Linked DNA regions of Homo sapiens: all the other regions are linked to region 3. The links are chromatin contacts, found by Hi-C or POLR2A ChIA-PET in ENCODE. All regions are on one chromosome and are shown on one strand. The core of a region is the stretch at or near the end of the contact, and the rest is flanking DNA. Distances in the headings are between cores, read along the strand shown.

Evidence for each region. A loop is a pair of places that touch in the nucleus more often than their neighbours do. ChIA-PET counts read pairs that join two places held with the same protein, here RNA polymerase II (POLR2A). Pooled maps may share reads with other maps.
Region 1: a map of naive thymus-derived CD4-positive, alpha-beta T cell shows a loop between it and region 3 (34-fold over the local background). The contact joins the promoter of ST20 here to the promoter of SIN3A in region 3. A Hi-C loop is called at or near these places in 1 of 168 maps with a recorded cell type or tissue (naive thymus-derived CD4-positive, alpha-beta T cell) and 7 of 50 pooled maps. POLR2A ChIA-PET finds 5 or more read pairs at or near these places in 1 of 52 experiments (naive thymus-derived CD8-positive, alpha-beta T cell).
Region 2: a map of CD8-positive, alpha-beta T cell shows a loop between it and region 3 (11-fold over the local background). The contact joins the promoter of SENP8 here to the promoter of SIN3A in region 3. A Hi-C loop is called at or near these places in 2 of 168 maps with a recorded cell type or tissue (CD8-positive, alpha-beta T cell and naive thymus-derived CD4-positive, alpha-beta T cell) and 12 of 50 pooled maps. POLR2A ChIA-PET finds 5 or more read pairs at or near these places in 1 of 52 experiments (T-cell).
Region 4: a loop to region 3 is called in a pooled map, with 29 times the contacts of the local background. The contact joins the promoter of PKM here to the promoter of SIN3A in region 3. A Hi-C loop is called at or near these places in 4 of 37 single-sample maps with no recorded cell type and 14 of 50 pooled maps. POLR2A ChIA-PET finds 5 or more read pairs at or near these places in 2 of 52 experiments (BJ and WTC11).

The regions. Positions count from the first base shown.
Region 1 is chr15:79,920,304-79,925,001 of GRCh38, forward strand. It overlaps ST20 (suppressor of tumorigenicity 20), which reads right to left and starts at 3,449. Exons shown (of 3, transcript NR_037653.2): 1 at 3,149-3,449. It overlaps ST20-MTHFS (ST20-MTHFS readthrough), which reads right to left and starts at 2,789. Exons shown (of 4, transcript NM_001199760.2): 1 at 2,736-2,789. It overlaps ST20-AS1 (ST20 antisense RNA 1), which reads left to right and starts at 2,468. Exons shown (of 1, transcript NR_028330.1): 1 at 2,468-4,551. RefSeq lists silencers at 2,607-2,716, 2,737-2,806, 2,817-2,866, 3,487-3,636 and enhancers at 3,167-3,346, 3,777-3,826, 4,028-4,688.
Region 2 is chr15:72,116,943-72,121,701 of GRCh38, forward strand. It overlaps SENP8 (SUMO peptidase family member, NEDD8 specific), which reads left to right and starts at 1,461. Exons shown (of 2, transcript NM_145204.4): 1 at 1,461-1,522. MYO9A (myosin IXA) reads right to left here and starts at 1,208. Exons shown (of 42, transcript NM_006901.4): 1 at 738-1,208. RefSeq lists an enhancer at 150-359 and a silencer at 560-1,329.
Region 3 is chr15:75,450,126-75,455,109 of GRCh38, forward strand. It overlaps SIN3A (SIN3 transcription regulator family member A), which reads right to left and starts at 1,565. Exons shown (of 21, transcript NM_001145358.2): 1 at 1,298-1,565. RefSeq lists enhancers at 1-902, 330-459, 2,170-2,219, 2,449-2,980, 2,981-3,513 and 4 more and silencers at 710-1,209, 1,430-1,529, 4,250-4,689.
Region 4 is chr15:72,227,899-72,232,682 of GRCh38, forward strand. It overlaps PKM (pyruvate kinase M1/2), which reads right to left and starts at 3,292. Exons shown (of 11, transcript NM_002654.6): 1 at 3,218-3,292. RefSeq lists an enhancer at 522-781 and silencers at 2,164-2,673, 3,234-3,733.

The DNA of each region.
Region 1 (4,698 bases), core at 2,199-4,698, 4.5 Mb after region 3:
CAGAAAGGGTGCTCCTCACAGATGAAACAATGGTGACAGCACACCCGAACAAAGGAGGGAAGCAGTTTTTATCCCTTATGCAGCTTGTGTCCTGTCTCCATTGGCTGGAGCTGGACCTCACAATTTAAATTAAACCCGACTGGCTAATAACTTAAAACTTTCCTATATAGGGAAAGGCAATAGAGAACAAAGGAAAAGAAGAAGTTGCTTGCAAAAAGACTTAGAAAAGTAATAATATTTCCAAATAAGGAAGGGGCATAGGCTGCAAGCTGGAACGTGCCTGTGAGCATGTCCAGCACAAATATCTTGGTTAAAGTACAAGGACATAGAATATACTTATTCCCTTATATCTAACAGCTACATAGGATAGGGCTTAATGAAGAGTCATTAGCACAGAGCAGAGGAGGCTTGAAGGAAGTTAGTCTTTAAAAGAAACTATTATTTCTAACACTTATGATTTATTCTTTAACAAGAAAGGAAATTTCGAAAAGGAAACTTTTTACTTTCTACAGGCTGATGAGTGCAGCTAATCCTCATTATTATAAGCATCACTATTATCATCACTTGCAAGAGCCATGTGACAATATTTAGATGATTCTGGGTTCTTTTAAAGTGCATACATACTCAGGATTCCTTTGGGAGGATGCAATTTCATTTATATGAAAAACTGTCACTACCACAGTCAGCTCTAATAATATTTGATATCACCTGGTAATAAAGGTTTGTCGGCTGGGTGCGGTGGCTCACGCAGCACTTTGGGAGGCCAAGGCGGGCAGATCACGAGGTCTGGAGTTCGAGACCAGCCTGGCCAGTATGGTGAAACTCCATCTCTACTAAAAACACAAAAATTAGCTGGGCATGGGGGTGGGCACCTGCAGTCCCAGCTACTTGGGAGGCTGGGGCAGAAGAATTGCTTGAACCTGGGAGGCGGAGGTTGCAGTGAGCTGAGATCATGCCACTGCACTCCAGCCAGGGCAACAGAGCGAGACTCCGTCTCAAAAAAAAAAAAAAATAGTAAATAAAAAATAAAGGTTTGTCACCATATACTCAAGAGTACTTCTGTTATTCAAATCTCCTAACTGGGAGTTACAAATATCTCTGACTCTGCTCTTGTAGCTGTCAGAGCATAAAATGCCCTTCCCACTCTTTCCTCACTTCCAGACTCCAAAGCCTCCTCCTCAAAGTTTGGCCCCTCTACTTTGGACTACTGTTTTCTTCCCAGTTACTGCGCACTGACAGTACTTTTGTTCTCTCTTTCGGCAATTCACCATACACTTTCTAGTTTATTTATCTGCATAAAACTTAGTTCTCAACAAGACTATAACTGCCTTATGAACAGGAATCAACAGTTGAGAATCTTCAGAGTCTCCTATAACATCATGTAAGAGCTCACTAAATGTTTGATTTAAATAACTAGGCTTAAGAGTAATAGGCTGGGCATGGTGGCTCATGCCTGTAATCCCAGCTCTTTGGAAGGCCGAGGCGGGAGGATCACGAGGTCAGATCGAGGCCATCCTGGCTAACACGGTGAAACCCGTCTCTTCTAAAAATACGAAAACAAAAAATTAGCAGGGAGTGGTGGCCAGTGCCTGTAGTCCCAACTACTCGGGAGGCTGAGGCAGGAGAACGGTGTGAACCCAGGAGGCGGAGCTTGCAGTAAGCCAAGATCTCAACAGTGCTAAATGCATACATGGATTATCTTACTAAATTTTCATAACTCTATAGAGGTAAGTGCTATCATTATTTTCTCCATCATAGAGGAAGAAAGTGAAGCTCAGAATAACTTGCTCAAGGTCATACAGGCCTGGGCAAACCCAGGGCCTGAATCCAGCAAAGCTCTTAACTACCTCAGAACACTGCACAGTTCGAGCCCTGCAATACTACAGTCTATGAATGATTTCGATTTCACTAAGTTAGAAATTTGAATTTCAACAGAGACATTTTAGCTAAAAGGTAAAATTTTAAAGAGGATGAATTAAGAGAATTTCCCACAGACATCTTTATAATAAAATGAGGAGAAAAGCCTCCCATTTCCTATTTATGAAAGTGATATTAAGGTGTGTGTCACAATTTCATCAAGAAGTGGCTTATGACAATACAGCTTTGGTTTAGGTATTAAAATAGGACTCTTTTCTGCCCATAGGAGGACATGGAAATGAAGGATAGATGTGATAAATGTCAATTCAGAGCTCTGCAAAATGCCAGACTCAATTCTTGTTTTAAAATATCAGAGCCAGGGCTCTTGTTTCACCCTTGATTCTTCACACAAAACACCACCATCCTCTGACCTCTTCACACAGAGCAAGCTTTACCCCACTACCTAAAGGGGAGTGCTGATCCACATGGTCTCCCCATCCACGCTAGAAATTGATCCCAAACACCAACCGCTGCATAGACGTCGGCGACTTTGGTCTGCACCCCCCGAACTTGGTGATACCTCATCAAGCCAAACCCCTCCCCAACATCCAAAATGCCCAGACCAGCATCCGAAAGCTGGTCTCCTATACAAAGCAGAATCCCTGCCTACAAAGCAGTTTCCCACCTCCGACTCCTCCCCACGGCGAACAGCCCTTCTGGATCCAACCAACCCACCAACCCCAATAGGGCCCAGCACCCAGAGGGTCCACAATCCAGAGAAGGAGCTACAAGCCCTGTACTTGCAAGCCTCGAACCCCCAACTCCAACTGACCTCCCCTCTGCCAGAGCAAGACCACGAGTACCCGCCGAGAGCGGACCTGGCTGGCTACACAAAGCCAGGCGCCCGACCAGAGGGATCCTCCGGGACGTCCTCCGCCACCGGGGCGTCCCCGCCCAGCCCCGCCCGGCGCCCGGCGCTCACCAGCTCTCCTCCCCCTCCTCCTAGCCTGACAGACGCTCCAGGTCGTCTAGCAAGCCGCCCTCCCCCGCCGCCAGCAAGAAGGTGGCGTCTCGCAGCTCCTCGTTATTCGTCCGCCTCGGGTCCATCCGGCCCCGCCGCCCGACTTTGCGCTGAGACCCAAGGGGAAGCCCCGAGGGGACCCCGCGCCGTAGGAGGGAGTGGAGGAGCCGGCGAACCGCGATGGAGCCGGGGCCCAGCACAGCGCGAGCGGCTCCTCGGCTGTTCGTGCTGCTTCCCCAGCTTCTTCACCGGCACCTGCAGCTTCCGCACCTCCTGGTCCGCGTTCACGTTAGAGTTAACGTCCTCCATCCCGGCCCCGCTGCCTCCGCCGCCCGCGGCCCTCTCGCTCTCGCAGCAACAAGGGAAGAGCCGGAGGAAAGAGGCGTCCACGCCGCTCACTCCAGCCGAGGCCCCCGCATATAGCAGGGCCAGGCCCCGTCGCCAGGGTTCCCCCAGCGCGGGTCCCGAAGCACCGCTGGCCACAGATGAACCGCCTCCTCAGCGCAGGTCCGGGATTCGGGGAGGCAGCGCCAATATCCGGTCTCTGCAGCCATCTTCCCTCCGTCCCTCCGCCCACCGAGGGTCGGCCCTGTAGGTGACCTCAGAGCGTCGGGGATGGGCGTGGCCCCGTCGGGCGCTAAGAAGACCTAGCGCAGAGAGGACCGCCGAGCTCCCGACGGGGCGGGGCCAGGTGTGTGAGGGGCGGGGATTGGACCCGGAGGGGCGTGTCTGGACTGCCGGCGGAAGTGGAACGCGGCCTGACCTGCGACGGAAAGCCACTGCAAGCCCGGAGGCGAACAGAAGGCATTCCGCGAGCCGGGCTGAGTTGGTGAACACGGTCCTCGTTCACCCCGCCTATTGGTCTGGGCGTGTGGGGTATTCTCCACCCACTTATACGGCGTGTGGGACCGACGGGCCCGTCCTGCCCGGCTCCGGTCCGGATCTCGAGTAGGCGCTCAATGGGATTCGGGGAGACGTAGTTTACTTTGTTCAGCAAATATTTAACCGATGCCTATTTTAATGGGAGATTGTTTCCGCTGGCGGGAGCCTCAGAGACCGCCTGTGTCCTTTAAGAAACCCGAATTTCAGACAGTTAAGAGAGGTCTAAGGTCAAAATAATAATCATAATTTCTTCTTACTGGCCAGATACTATGCTAAGCCCTTTTTAATTTTATTATTATTATATTTTGTCACCGAGGCTGGAGTGCAATGGCCCGATCTTGGCTCTGCAACCTCCGCCTCCCGGTTTAAAGCGATTCTCCTGCCTCAGCCTCCCGAGTAACTGGGATTACAGGCGGGCGCCACCACGCCTCGCTGATTTTTGTATTTTAGTAGAGACGGGGTTTCGCCATTTTGGCCAGGCTGGTCTCGACCCTGACCTCAGGGTGATCCGCTCACCTCAGCCACTCAAAAGTGCTGGGATTACTGGCGTCAGCCACCGCGCGCCCGGTCGTGCTAATCACTTTGAAAGGCATTATCTCATCGGTTAAAACATAGTTTTCCGGACTTAAAAGTTTACAGCACACTGGCGCAGAAGATGGAAAACCGCTGCTTGCCTTTCTCCGTTTATTGACTCACATTCTGCTCTTTGGATCATTTTCTTCGGAAAAAGTTTTCCAAAGTGTGTCTTGTGTATTAAAAGTTGTGTATTAAAAGTATTTGAACACGCTGACAGATACTGAAGAATGCAGAAAATTGTATGAGTGTGAAAATCTGCCTTTACGATGTGTACTAGTGGCAGCAAATCCAAACAAAATTTAAGTGCTTTGTTTTGATCACATTCATTGGGCTTCAGATGTCAATTGTGCGCTGCTTTGGCT
Region 2 (4,759 bases), core at 211-2,710, 3.3 Mb before region 3:
TCGGTCCCCTTAAGCCACAATGGAGGGAATACATTAGGCTAAGCAAATATTCCCTCAGGATTTCATGGCAAAGCCCTTTCAACCAAAGAAAGGATCGCGACTAAGGAGAAAGATAACAAGGTTTGCTTGAGGAGAGGTCTGTTGAGAGAGGCTACAGTCGGTGGTGGGAGAGAAGCCAAAGTCTGTGACGGTGTCTAGAGGGACTGACACCACATCTACCGGGAGTAAGAACACCATGACAGCGGCTATCTGAAAGCCGTGATGGCTAGGGTTAGTGCTAGTCGGCTTGGTGATGAGCGAGCTGGGAGGGGTTCTACTAAGAAGAGTAGGGCGAGGGGCACATGGGGGACGCAATGGGTTAGGGGGCGGTCGAGACTTTGCCTGAGAACTGTAATCACGTCAGCCCAAGGGAGGATGTAACGTAGTCTAGAAGCTCCATTAAGAGTCCTAAGGGACTCTGAGGGGTACTAATGGGGTCTGCTGGGTTGGGGGGACCGTGACAGAATCTCCGGGGAGGCTGGAGGGCCGGAATGGTGCCCGGCCAATGGAAGATACAGGGGGTGGGGTCTACTGGGGATCCGGGGCCGTGATCTGGTGTTTGGGAGGCTCGGCGCAGACCCGCTCGCGGGGCGTCTCCGCTGGGACGGGGCGGGGCGGCCCGACCGGAGCCAAATAGCGAGGCTGAGACGTGGGCCAGGACGGGCTGCAGGGCCGCTGGGCGCTTGGGCGGGTCTTACCTCGGGCTCCGCCGCGGTGGCCACCGCAGCCCCCTCCTCTTCGACGGAAGCTGCCTTCCACCCTCCGCCCCAGGGTAGGACCGGAGATGGCAGAAGAGGCCGAGGCCACCGAGGGTCGGACGGTTCCGGGAGGGTGGGCCCAGCAGCCTCAGGGTCCGGGCGAGCGGCCGCGGCGCATCCCCCGCCCTGTCAGAGAGACTCCGCCCGGCCTGAGCAGGCACATCCCCCGCCGCACCCCGCCCAGAGAGCACGCGTTGGACCGCCGCCTCAACCGCTGCCAGCGGCCGCCTCTGCCGGTGCAACTACTGCCTCCGCCGCCGCCTCTCGCAGTCCGGGCTGTCCTGTACTCTCTCAACAGACACAGCCAACCGCCGCCGCGTCCCTTATCCGCTTCGGTCGCGCGCCCCCGACCCCGCGCACGCGGCCCCGCCCCGCGCGACTCCCCGGCTGCAGGCGAGCAGGCGCGCGCGCACTTACCTCCCACGCCCCCTACTGCCAGCACGGGTCGGCCCCGCCCTGTCCCGCCCCCGCACGTGACGCCACTGGAGAGTACAGCGTGCGCTTGCGCAGACACGCCCCCTTTCCTACGCCCCAGGCGGCCCCGCCCAAATTTTTTCTTCTTCACCTTACGGCAGAGCAGGGAACTCAGCTTTAGATTCTCCCTGTACTGGAAAGGGATGTCGCAAGGTTGGGGACGAAACCTCTGAGTTTGCGACCGTAGCTGTCGCTTTCCGGCCAACACAGAGGTGCCTGAAGGCTGGTTGGGGTGGTGAGGCCCGAGGCAGGTAAGAAGCCTCCTCCCCACTTCGGTTTGTCTCGGCAGTGGATCGCTCTCCCACCCACTCAGATTCTGGCGTATCCGTGCTCCCTCCCGATTCTGGACCTGGATTCTCAGCGCCGCCGGTCATAGCCCCCGCCCCTTTTCAAACACGCACGCTCTCTCCACCCACTGCCCCCTCCATTGTCCCCGCCCCGACCTCCGTTTCCATTCATTTCTCAGACTTTTCACTGAGTGGTTTCCATGCCTTGGGTTCCAGAATGTCAGAGGCGAATTAAGTGGTGTCAGCTTTTTGAAGTGCTTTTGTATAGGAGACCGTGAGAGAATCCGCAGTGGTAGTACAATAAAGTGACAATAGAGAAAAATGCACGGGATGCTGTCTGCGCACAGAAGAGGGGTCCCAGGTTGTGTAGGAGGATAACGTGAGGAAGCCCTTTCCAGGGTGACTTTTGGGTCACTTTTAGAGGACTGTGTTAAAAGACTAGTAATCCAGTACCTGGTCAAAGAAATACGAAAGGAGGTAAAAGCAGAATAACGGGCGCAAGAGCATGTGACAGTGGTGGTCTGAAAGAGAAAAAAGAAGTAAAATAAACCTGATGGAAACCGTACTAGTGTAGACTTCCCTTTAAAGAAGCATCGTTATAAAGTTAGAGAAATGAGGAACGAGAATATGGCCCTCAGGAATGTTTTCTGTTTAGGTAGAAGACTCAAAAGCGTACCATGAAACCGAGAAGTGGCCTCTTCGAGGGTGAGGGAGGCTAATTTATAAGATCAAGATCACTAGTGGAACGCAACCTTGTATGTGCATTTGAATCACCTGGGAAACTTTTTGTTAAATAAAACCAATACTGTTGCCCCACTCTAGACCAATTAAATTCTGGGTTGTGCCAGGTGTCATTACTGTTTTAAAGCTCCACAGGTGACTCTAATGCTAAAGATTGAGACTCACTAAACTAGAGAGAAGGAAGTTGAGACAGTTGGCTCTGTAACATTAAGATGGAGGTCATTTAGCCGGGCGCGGTGGCTCACGCCTGTAATCCCAGCACTTTGGGAGGCCGAGGCGGGTGGATCACGAGGTCAAGAGATCGAGACCATCCAGGCCAACATGGTGAAACCTCGTCTCTACTAAATATACAAAAAATTAGCCGGGCGTGGTAGCAGGCGCCTGTAGTCCCAGCTACTCGGGAGGCCAAGGCAGGAGAATGGCATGAACCCGGAAGGCGGAGCTTGCAGTGAGCCAAGATCGCGCCACTGCACTCCAGCCTGGGTGACAGAGCGAGACTCCGTCCCCGCCCCCAGAAAAAAAAGATGGAGGTCATTTAACTACAGAGAGGCTTGGAGATGGAATGAGAAACTTGAGCGGCGTTATGTTTGGAATAACTGGTCTGGGAAATGGGAGAAGGAGCCACTCTTGCCTTTCTCTTCAGCACTGTTCATTCCTCAGTGTTTATCAGGTCCAAATTAGTTACTTGTCTCTTTGCTCTCCCGTTCCCTTCCGTCCAGGATTGGTCAGCTGTTGTCTCCAGCCTTAAAGCTCAAAGGCCATCCCCACTTCTGTCCCCAAAATGATCAGAGCTAAGCCAATTTATGAGATGCAGAGACCAACATCCAGAGCTAAGCCAATTTATGAGATGCAAAGACCAACATCCACTCTCATAGAGATTACTACATACAGTGCCTTGCCAATTTAGAATCTTTTTCTATTATTTATCATTTAAGTTAGTAATGAGATATAAAGATATTTAAAATACAGCTCAATTAGGATGGAAAATTACCGTATTAGGGAAAGCAGGCCTTTAAACAAAGAATTCACTTGGCAGGCAGAGAAGCTGTATGAGGTAAAGACCAAGACAGTGTATGGCTGCTATCTATTAACTAGGGTTAATCCAAAAACCTGTCTATCAGACCCAGATAAGAACGAGTTATTGTTGTCTAGTATGGCTAGAGCATAGTATGGAGAGTAGAGGTGGGACAGAGATGAAGATGATAAAGTGGGTGTGAACAGATTATGAGGAGCCTTGAATTCCATGGTGAAGAGTTTAGATTATATTACTAGAAGTAATTAATAAGTACAAAAAAGGTTCTTAACCTCTTTTACCCAGTGGACCTTGTTGGCAGTCCACCTTATAGATTCAGTCTCAGAAAAATGTTCTTAAATATATAAAATAGAATACGTAGTAATATAAAGGAAACTAATTTTGTTAAGTTTTTAAAATATTAAAACAAATGTGTGATATATATGCACTTTATGCATTAAATAAAATCTGGCAGCAGGTCTAATTATATAATTTCTAAGTAGTGATGACTATAAATTATATTTTGAAATGCCTGCAGCAACTTTAATGTGATGTGAAAATATCAGATTTCTATTGGTAAAAAAGAGAGTGCTAATATTGTAGTTTGTGGTCCACACTTATTGAAGAAATGCTAAATTTCAGCTACTGATTATTGAAAACAAAGATGCAATTGTTTTCCCAGTCTAAGTTCACAGAACCCTGATATTCTAGCCACATCCTGGTCTATGGATCCTAAGTTTTAAAATATCTCAGTATAATGGTTTTAAGCAAGAGCATGACATCAAATCTGTGTTTCAGAAAAATGATGAAGCAGTGTTCACTTCCCAACCTCTCTGCTGGGATGAGAGGCTGGCTCTGGGGCAGCAACCAGTACTATCCCACTGTTTCCTAATAACCAGGGCCTGCAGAGGGACTGAGCTTGTGGGTGTATATGTCTGTGAGAGTAATACCAGAAAATAAATCAGGAAAGGTAGATTGGGGCTATTTTTGTGGAAATCATTGAATGCCAGGCTGTAATTTGTAGTTACTTTGGTAGACAATGGAGGGTTGTTAAAATTTTTTGGAGTAGAATAATGTGATTAGAGTTCTGTTTGAAAATCTAGAATAATGTGCAGGTTAGATTATCAAAAGAGAAGATAGGAATGAAGAGACTAGAACAATAAGTTAATTAATTTTTGAAAAATGGAATCTTGGGCCAGGTGCAGTGGCTCAGGCCTGTAATCCCAGCACTTGGGGAGGCTGAGGCAGGAGGATCACTTGAGCCCAGGAGTTCAAGACCAGCCTGGGCAACAAAGTGAGACCGTGTCTCTCCAAAAAAAAAAAAAGAAAATTAGCCAGACATAGTGGTGCCTGCCTGTGGTCCCATCTACACGGGAGACTGAAGCAGGAGGATTACATGAGCCCAGGAGGTCGAGGCTGCAGTGTTCATGCCACTGCACTCCAGCCTG
Region 3 (4,984 bases), core at 315-2,814:
TCAAAAATACAACTGTCAGAGATATCGGAGTATTTTATTCAAAGTCTGAGTTCTTAAAAAAAAAAAACAAACCCTACTTTATAAACAGACCAGTTTTGAGATTAAAATGTAAATCCAAACTTTCCTGTTATAAATCTCAGCCTTGTAAAGAGGAGGAGCTTCCACTGCCTTTTCAAGGCTAACTTCGTTTAAAGTCCTAACGCACCGAAACAGACGCCAAGTCTACTACCCACCACCCATTGGCTCAAAGGAAGCCCCGCCCCGTACAGCCACGGTAACTGAACATCAAGGGAACCCCAGGGAAGGTTTTCCCTCCGCCACATTTCTAGTCTCTGATGACTCCCTGCCCCTCCCCTACCATCACCACCGCGGATCTAGGGTTCCAGCACCAGCCACGCACGCTCCTACAAGAGGACCTTGGGCACTTCGCCCCAATAGTTACAACCAAGAGGGGAGTGGGGGTGACCATGCTCCCACTCTCCTGGCTGCACGGTGCCAGACACGCTGCATGGAGCAAAGCGGAGAAAGCAGCTCCGGCACAGGGCCCTTGTGCCCCCAGGCAGAAGGCATGACCCAGCCACAAGAGTAAGTCCTGACACCTCCACAGCTCCCAGTCGGCGGGTGCCCCTCCCTCCCCACGGAGACATAGGGCGGGGCAGATCTAGGCGCCGAGACTCCCAGCCAGACCCGACAGCGGGCTTTCCCTAGCACCTCCTCATTGCCAAGGAGGCGGAAACCCGGGGCCTGGGCGGGGTGCAGGGGGGGACGGCCAAGGGGAGTGGCATCACGGATCAGTACGGCCCCTCCGGCCAACCGGATCCCAAGAAGGCGGAGGAACTCAGACTTCACGCCCCCTCCCTGCCGCGCCCTGAATCTACACGCGGGAGACCCCCCCCTACCCCTCCCCGACCCCAGCAGGCCAGAGCGCGGCCGCCAGCCCGAGGCCCCGCCCACCCCAGGAGGAGGGGAGGGGGTGGTCGGCCGCAAACTGCACTCAGCGCGAAGCCGGCCCCGCCCCTTTCTCCACAATCGCACGCGCGCGCCGGCCCCGCCTCTGAGCGGCGGCGCGAGAGCCCGCCCCCCTCCGCGCGCACCGGGACTACGCTCTCCTCCCCCTCCCGCGCGGAGAGCTACCCCGCTCCGCCCCCCACCCCCCTCACACAACCACACACCTCCCGCCCGTCTGCTCTACGGGAAGCCGAGGAGGTCAGCCCCCCCCCCCCAAAATACACACCCTCGAGTCCGGCGTTACCCGCCACCAGGCTCCCGCCCGGCCCCCGGCCCAGCGTGCTCTCACCGCAAAGCTGCTTCGGCCGCTCGTCACTGCGTGTCCCTCTCAGCGTGAGCCGCGAGCTCAGCAGGGAGGCCCCGAGAACGGCGCGGGGCACAGGCCCGCCGAAGCGGACTGCCAGCTACCTCTCCACTAACGAAGCGGTCACAGGCTCCGGTGCCCAGACTGGGAAGGAGGGAGGGAGGGAGGGAGGGAAACTCCGAGGGGGGAAGGGGAGGGGGGAAGATGGAGAAACCGTCTCCGCCGCCTCTACCGCCGCGGCCGCTTCTCTGTTACCCGGGAAATCCCGCCCACTCCCCCGACCCCGCCCCGCAGAGGGAAGACTCAGCTTCGTTCCAATACAGGACGCAATACCCGCCCGTCAAAGACTCAGCCAACCACCGAGGCCTGTCTTATGATTTTCCCGCCCCTTCCCCCTCGACTGGTAGGGGAGGGGGAGCCGCTCTCCTTCTCCACGCCCCTATTGGCGGGGAGCTTCCCTAACTCAACCCCGCCTATTGGAGACGGACTGCTGAAGCCCACCCCCGAGCCCCAACACTATTGGAGGAAGCAGGGAAGCTCTTCCTGTCTCATTGGAGGACACCACATAACCCGCCCTGCAGCGTCTCAGCCACAGGCCTAACAAGTTGGCTCCCGCCTCCGCTGGTCATCGCATTGGAAGGCTACCCCTGGCTCTCCCACCGCCCCAGTAAGGTAAGTAACCGATGTGGGGTAAAATGTCTGTAAGTGAAACAGGCTCCGCCTACCGCACTGCCGGGCCAGGCCCCGCCCCAAGAGTCGGATTGGATATCTTGGCGCTGGTAGGACCCTCCATTGGCCAGGGCGCCCGTCTAGGAAGGAGCTAATTCCACCCTGCGCGAGGAGGCTGAACCTTAGCAGTCCTTTTGTGGAATGTTTACACTAGAGACTGAAGCTCGGAGTTCCAGGGCCCGAGATAGGAGGGGGAGCGGAGCTCATCAGCGGAGACTCCACATCCTAGGATTTGAAGGAAAGGCAGCCCACCATGGAGGACTCCCTCACAAAAAAAATGAGAGAATGAGAACTCATCCTTCCGTCCAGTTATCTTTACAGTTTACATTCTACACACTGCGTCCTTGTAAACACAAATATCCGGAGCAGCTGGCAACTCCTTTCAGCCAAGTAGAGTACAGAACTAAGGTCTGGAGACCTAGGCGGAGAAGTAAACTCCCTAGAGCTGAATATGCAGTCCTAAGAGGGCGGAGATAACCAAAAGAGAGGCGGGCTCTAACAGCCACCGCCCTGGCAAGCCTCCGGAAGGCGGAGCGTGAGGCACAAGGTACTCACGATCTCCCGGGTGGATCTGGAGGCATCCTCAGAACTGAGAAAGGAGAGGAAAACACCAAAACAGGCCACGGCATAAATTAACATTGGGGACATGCCACACTCAGAGAATGGATAAAATTTCCGTAGTTGGGGACATAAGATAACGGCTGTTCACCTTCTCCTTGGCCGGGAGTGTTAATAGCAGTTCCTGTGCCCTCTCTGTGTAGGTAACAGTGCCTCGAACACACAGTGAGACAAAGTGCTTTCAATTCCTAGTTTGCTTTTATTTATTCACCAAATAGGGCGTGGGCCTGACGCTGATCTTACTTTGGGGGGCGCTCTCTCAGCGCCAGGAGAGGTGACGGGATTACGTTGTTACCGCTCTCCCGAATAAGTAGAACCCTCCTCCCAGAGAGCTAAGACCCCAAGGGACACGCCCAGGGAACCCACGCCTAGGTCCAACACTGTCCTCCCTCTGCAATCCAGCGGAAACGGCCAGGAACGAGCTCTGGCAGCAGGTGGGCCTGACTCCAGCGATGGCTTCGAGCCGCGAAACCACAGCAGCGAATTGTGAACTCCAAGGGTAGCCGACAGGTGGGAGCAGCCTCGCCAGTAGCCAAGCCCTGCCCCAGGACAGAGCTCTAAAAATAAGTCAGACCAACGAAGCGACCCCAGGGCCAAACTGCTCGGAGGTTAGGAGGAAGCGGCACTCCAGCAGAACTGACCCACGGCTACTTTTAACTTTGCGCCGCCTTCCACCACTAGACTGAGTACCACAGGGCATTCCCACCATGGTATCAAGAACTACTCAGAACCCAAGCCAGCATTAGGCCGCCCACGACTTCCCGTGAACACAGGGTACCACCTGCGCTAAGATCTCGCCTAAGGGCCCCAGGCCAGGGCACTAGGTTGTCAGAGTCTCAGATACAGCCAACTAAGGACAGCCGCTGCCATGCCTAGGAAAGAACAGACACTTGCAGCGTCTGCAGAGTTCTCGAGCTTAAGCTCAGGGAAGTCAAGGGGCACGGAAATAGCCAAGCGACAGGGTTAGAACTTTAGTACTTGGCCCCGGCCCCGAAAGGCAGATCTCAAACCCAGCAGAACCTCCGGAGTTTCGCTCCCGAAATCCACTCCGCACTGTAATCCCCTGGCTTCACCCCGAAGGCTACTAGGTCTCGAGCCTCGGTGGAACCTTTGTGTGGCTTCTCGGCTCTCCCCGCCCCCCTCGCCAAGGGCGCCGAGCCTAGGACTTCCGGGCGGGAGGGCAGTTCGAAGGAGCTAGGCGGGCCTCACACATGTGCGGAGCGCGCTCAAGAGCGGAGGGAGGCGGGGAGCAAGGGTGGACTTCCCCTCCCAGCTCTCTCCGCCGGAGGAGGCCGGGCTACCCGCCCCACCAATCAGAGGCGGGGGCGGGACCTTGCGCCTCACGTCATCCGCAAGAACCGTCCCTCCTCCCTCCGCGAAAAAAAAATCCTAGCAACTTAAACTCCAGCCCGGCCTCCCGATAGGCGGAGCTCGGGAGAATGTCATCCAATCCACATCCAAGAAGGAGAAAAAAAGGGAGTCTCGCCTAGCCAGTGGAAGACAAGAGAAGGCGGGGCCTCCGGGAGAGCCGGAGGTGGGTGGGAGAGAGGAAAGGGGTCCGCCCCTCAGCTCCCCTGCAGGCGGGTTGCACAAGCCGCCGGCGGAGTAGATAGTAAACAGTCTGGGCCGAGGAGTGCAGGCAAGGGCCGCCCGGCGCTCGGTGGACTGGGCCCCTGCGCCGCCTCTCCCGGCGTCGCCCCGCCCGGCCGGGACGGTTCCCGCCGGCGCCCCGCCTACCCGCCCGCGGCCGCCATCCCGGCTGACAGGCGCGCCCCCCGCGCCCCTCCCCGCCCGCTGATGCATTTCCTTTTCCCGATTCCGAGCGTGGAGACTGTTTTCCCAGTTTCCGACCTTCACTGCCCCTTTCAGGCCACCCCCTCGTGGGCGCGCACACGCCCGCGCCCCCGCCCCCGCCCCATCCGCGCCGAGCGGTCCGCAGCAGCACCTCGCGGGAAGGGGGAGCCCGGCGGCGGCACGGTCGGGGGAGGGGAAGAGAGCAGCAGTCGCCGCCGCCGCCTTGGGGTGGGCGGGGAAGCAGGCAGCTCCATGTTTGCAAGGGGATCAGCCGGGGCCGCGGACGAAGCCGCCGAGTTTCTGGGGGTTTTCCGCACCACCGATGCGAGCTCCTTGCTGGGTCGCGGCCTGACGGGTTCCGGCACCGAATGCTGACTCGACCGCCACGGCCAGGGAGTTTGGAGACCCGGCAGCTCGCAGGGCTAGCGGCGAGGCGCAGGGGCTCTTTCCGGTGGCCTCTCCCGCCCCCGGCCGCCCCTCCCGCAAGTCCGGTGTTGCCCCCGCCCCCAGAGTCCATAACAACCGCGGGCC
Region 4 (4,784 bases), core at 2,042-4,541, 3.2 Mb before region 3:
AAATAAACAGCTTTAGGAAATAAAATGGTTTTTCCTGTGACCCCACATCAGTGTCACAACATTCAAGGCACAGAAGCAACTCCCATAAAGTGCTAGCTGTTTAGAGTCACCGCCACCAAATTTGCTAAGTCACTGGGGGTACGGTTCTTAAAGAGCTAATGATGCTCTTTGCTAAAATATGAATACAACATTATTTCTAATGCAATGCTTAAAATGAAAGCAGTTGTGCTAGACAGGAGACCAACATCCATACATTTTGGCTCAAGTCAGTAACTGAGAAATGAGTTCAAGAACCTTCTTTAAGTCATCATTAATCAAGTCCCAGGAGAGGCGGCTGTGCCCGCTACAAAAGGGCCAGGAATGAAGCTGCACAGACGGCATTAGCTGGGCACCGGGCTCTGCCAGTCTACACTTAAGCTCTTAAGGCAGTACAGAGAACCAGGTGACCCGGACCAATCATTTTTTAATTAGTTGTGGCTTTTTTTTTTTTTTTTTTTGAGAAGGAGTCTCGCTCTGTCGCCCAGGCTGGAGTGCAGTGGCGCGATCTCGGCTCACTGCAAGCTCCGTAGTTGAGGCATTTTTAATTAGGGGAAATGCATGCTTCATTATCTGACTCACTGAAAGGGGAGAAGGGACTTTTTAAGCCTGCAAGAACCACAATGTAGTTTCCCCACTCACCCAGCGAAGATAATTCTCTCAAAAGCAGAATAATTGAAAGGTTGAGTCATCTTCCCCACAGAGCCCCACTCCCCCACAGATTTGGTGATACGTTACATTTCCCTTCCCCACAAGACAGCCCACTCCTGCCCCCACAGCACCTCAGGCCACCAAAGGGCAAATTATTTGCTAACAACGCTGCAGCAGGGGAGTCCTGACCTCCATCTCCTCTGTGACCTAGGGAGTGGCCACACCCTCAAGACGGCCAACTGGGGGCTACTGACCCTGGCTCCAATCCTAATCTCACCAGCAGGCAGAGCAAGTCAAGGGCTGGAATGTTCCTCTGGTAGGTAGTATTCTACTTACAGCGGAACACCAAAGGCTTAACTCAGCCCCTCCTTGCCTGCCTTTGTCTACAGGTCCCAATCTCAGATGACCAAAAAGCATCTGCTCCAAGCAGAGAGTTGGAAAGTTACATTATCAGTTACTTTGTCAATATTAAACCAGATCCCTTGGGGAACTGGTTTCCAGGAGACACGTGGTTATTCAGAGAGCCTGATTCCTCACGATTAGCTGTAGGCGTTTGGGGACAGTAGGAAGACAATGGATCAAGGCCCTTATGCTCAATTGTGGACTAAGTAATTGTGCTCAAAAATAATATATTCAGTCACAGGCTTTTCTTCTGGGTATTTCGCCAGAGATTAGACACTTACTGAGTGTGCCACATCCACGTAAGCATGAATCCTTTCAACCATCATGAGGAAAATGTTACTCCCAGTTTTCCCAGGGGAAACTGAGGTGTAGAGGCTGAACTCCTTCAGAGTCTCAGGAAATTAATGAGTCAAACCTGATTCTAAACGCCTTTTTGACAACTTCCCAATGTCTCTCTCCACGTGGACCTTCACTGTCGGCCTCACTTTAACCCGTACCAGCAAAGGTCCAAGCCCTGGGTCTGGAGTACGTAGATTAAGAAGCCAAGGGATGCCCTTACATGACTGAGTCTTTAAATGATCTTCAGACTGGAAGGTGCTTTCCTGCATCTTCTAATCCAGTGTGCTTGCCACCTGGTGAGACCTTACGAGGCTTCCTGTCCCCCTCCCTCCCACAGCAGGAAGCTCGTACCCCACTCCCAGCATTACAGGAGATACATTTTAAGATTGTGAGCTCGGTGGGCTATGACTCGTCTAGTCATCCTGGTCTCTAACTCTGACCCCCAAACAGCCCTTGACCCACACCGTTTGCGTTCAGTGAACGCGACAGATTTCCTGCCCCCTCCGTAACCAGATCCCCACCCCACCCCGCGGCCTCCGCGTTCCACAATCAGGACGCATTTGTTAAAAAATGTGCCGGATAATTAAAAAAAAAAAAAAGAAAGAAAAAAGAAAGGAAAAGAAAGAAACGTGCCGGAGAGGCGCGGAACGGGCGAGGGCCAGGAGGCCCCAGCAAAGCCTGCAGAGGTTTATCCCGCCCGTTACGAGGCCCAAGGCCATCGCCCGGTGAAGCGGGGTGGGCCCTGGGCGCGGCCGCTACGTGCAGCCCGGCCGCGGCGAGATGGAGCGTGGTCCCTGGCGGCCACCCGGCAAGGGCCGGTCGAGCTCTCGGGCCCCGAGCCATTCCCAGGCCCTCGCAGGCCGCCCATCTAATCCCGGCCACAGGGGACGGCACCGCGCCGCAGGGGCAACCGCCCTGCCTCCCGGCAGCGGGGCAGGCCAACGTTACGTAAGTCTCCAGCTGCCCCCGGGCCGCCGCATCCCGCCCGCCGCGCGGGGCACCCAGCCCAGCCCTCCGCCCGCCCGCCCCGGACACGGGGCCTCAGCACCGCCCGAGCCTGCTGGGAGCTGGGAGGCGGTGATGGAAAAGGGGGGTGGGACCGCGCTCGGAGACCGGAGCAAGTGGGCGGGCGCGACCAGAGCAGAGAGGGAGGGAGGGAGCGGACACGCCAGGCGAGGAAGGGGATGCGGGGGAGCGGACGTGACCAGCAAGCAGGGGGAGGGGCGGCGAGAGGGAACTGGGGCGCGGGAAGGGCGGTCGCGCATGAATGGAGAATGGACGCGGGAGGGGAACCAGAACGCAGTTTCAATGAGTTACACAGAAAGCATTAGAATCAGGGGACACGCACAGCTTGAAGAGGAGGGGGTGGAAGGACCAGACTTAAGGAGGAAGAGGGGAAAACGAGCACGGAACAGGCGGCGCGGAGAAAGGGGAAGCAAGGGTGGAATCAATCACGAGGGACCGAGAGAAGGCAGGCGAGGATGGAGGCGCATTGAGGATTGGGGCAGGAGGAAGAGGATGGGACCAGAATGAGGGGGTAGGGCTGGGGCGGGAAAGGAGCCGGCGGACCCGCCTGATCTGGAAGGAACGGCGCTGGGGACTTCTGAAGAGCAGGCCCCAGGCGTGAGGAGCCGTTCTCCTCTCTCTGAGCTCCACTGCATCCCAGACGCCCTGGATCCTGCGCCGCCCTGCCTGCGTGCCCGGGGCCGGCCGGCGCGCCGGGATTCCGCACTAGCCGGGCGACTGGCCCTTGGTGGGGACTGATGGCGTAGCCTCCTGCACCGCTCACCTCCGGCGCTGACCGACTCGGGCTACGCTGCAAAGACGAAGAGATCCGGAGCCACGGCGCGTGCAGCTGCTGTGCAAGGAGCCACTGCCTCAGCCTCAAGGTTATCCCGCTGCGGGCCGCCGCAATCCCTCCGCCGCCCCGCCCTCTGCCCAATCCCGGCTCCGGGCGACCCGGGCCCCGCCCCCTGCGTCCCCGCGGGCGCAGTCACCTTCAGGAGGAAGCGCGGCGGCGGCGGCGGAACGCGCGGGCAGGTTGCCCTTTCGGTGGGACTAAATTCTGCGGCGGAAGGACACAGATTCAGAGTCACATTTTAAGAAACCTGATGACCAATGGGGACGCGGCGGGGCAACGGGGCCCGCCCCCGGAGCGACTTTCCTCCCAGACCCCCGGGCGCCGGGCCACCTGTTGCCGCCAAGTTGGGCTGCCAGATGGGGTGTCTTTTCTTGGCTCTCGGCCCAGGCCACCCCAGCTGTCCCGGCCTACCTGGGCAGGGCCCAGATTTATGGGTTCCGGGGCAGCATTCTCCCGGCCCCGCCCTGCCACTCCCCACTCCTCCGGGTGTCTGCTCTGGCGCACCCTCGGAGACTGAGCTGAACGGAAAGTTGGGGAGAGCTGCAGACTTGTGCGTGGTTGGAGGTCCTGGCCGCCTTCGGAGGGGCTCTGGCACTGGAGCGGCAGTAGGGAGAACTAGGGACTGCGAAGTGGGCCTGGAGCGGGAGCGCGAGGCCGTTTTCCTCTTAGGACCATTCATTGTGTTAGGACCGCGGAACAAGGAAGGACCGGTTGGGGCCATGTGAATAATTTAGTAGGGTCTGGAATCCTGCAGAGCGAATGCCTCAGAGTAGAAAGTAAATAGACGGTGTTGATATTAGCGCAGAGCTGGGCATCTGGAAATATCAAGTCAGAACATTAGGGCCGATAACCTATGCAGGAGTCAGCATTTCTGTTTTCACCTTTGTCGTGTTTAAGTCAGTATTGTTGGAACTTTTCTTACATTTTTCTACAAGACATTTTCTGATTTCCCAGTTGTTAGCCAGCAACTAATGATGCGAGCAGTTATCAATTAAACAGCTGTTAACTCTTGCCTTCATTCACAGATACAATGTTGCGCATTCAAAATGTGAAGACCGTTCTCTTAGGTTCTTTTTTTATTTTCCTGGCAAAAGAGACCAAATGGGTGTGACCTGCTCAGGCATACCCGCTGCCTGCAGCTGAATCACAGGCCTTCATTCGCTTCCTGTTAGCTCAGATAAGCTGGGAGGAGACAGTGACAGCCTAAAAGTAAATTTCTGTTTGAAGTGAGATAAAAATCTTTCACTTTCTTCTGTAAGTCTTTCCTGGTCCCTTTAGTTGTTGTTGGGAAGGAAATGCTTGATTATTAAGGTGGTGAAAGAACATGAAGTTGTTGAGAAGGAAAAAAGACATGCCCCCCTAGGGAGGGTTAGATTCCTCTCTATCAGAGAAAGAGGGATGGCATAAAAGTCCCTCCCTGGCCCCTGAGCTGAGGACAAACTAAGAACAGTGGTGGACAACACTGGGATGGCAAGGATCTGGCCGATGCTGGACT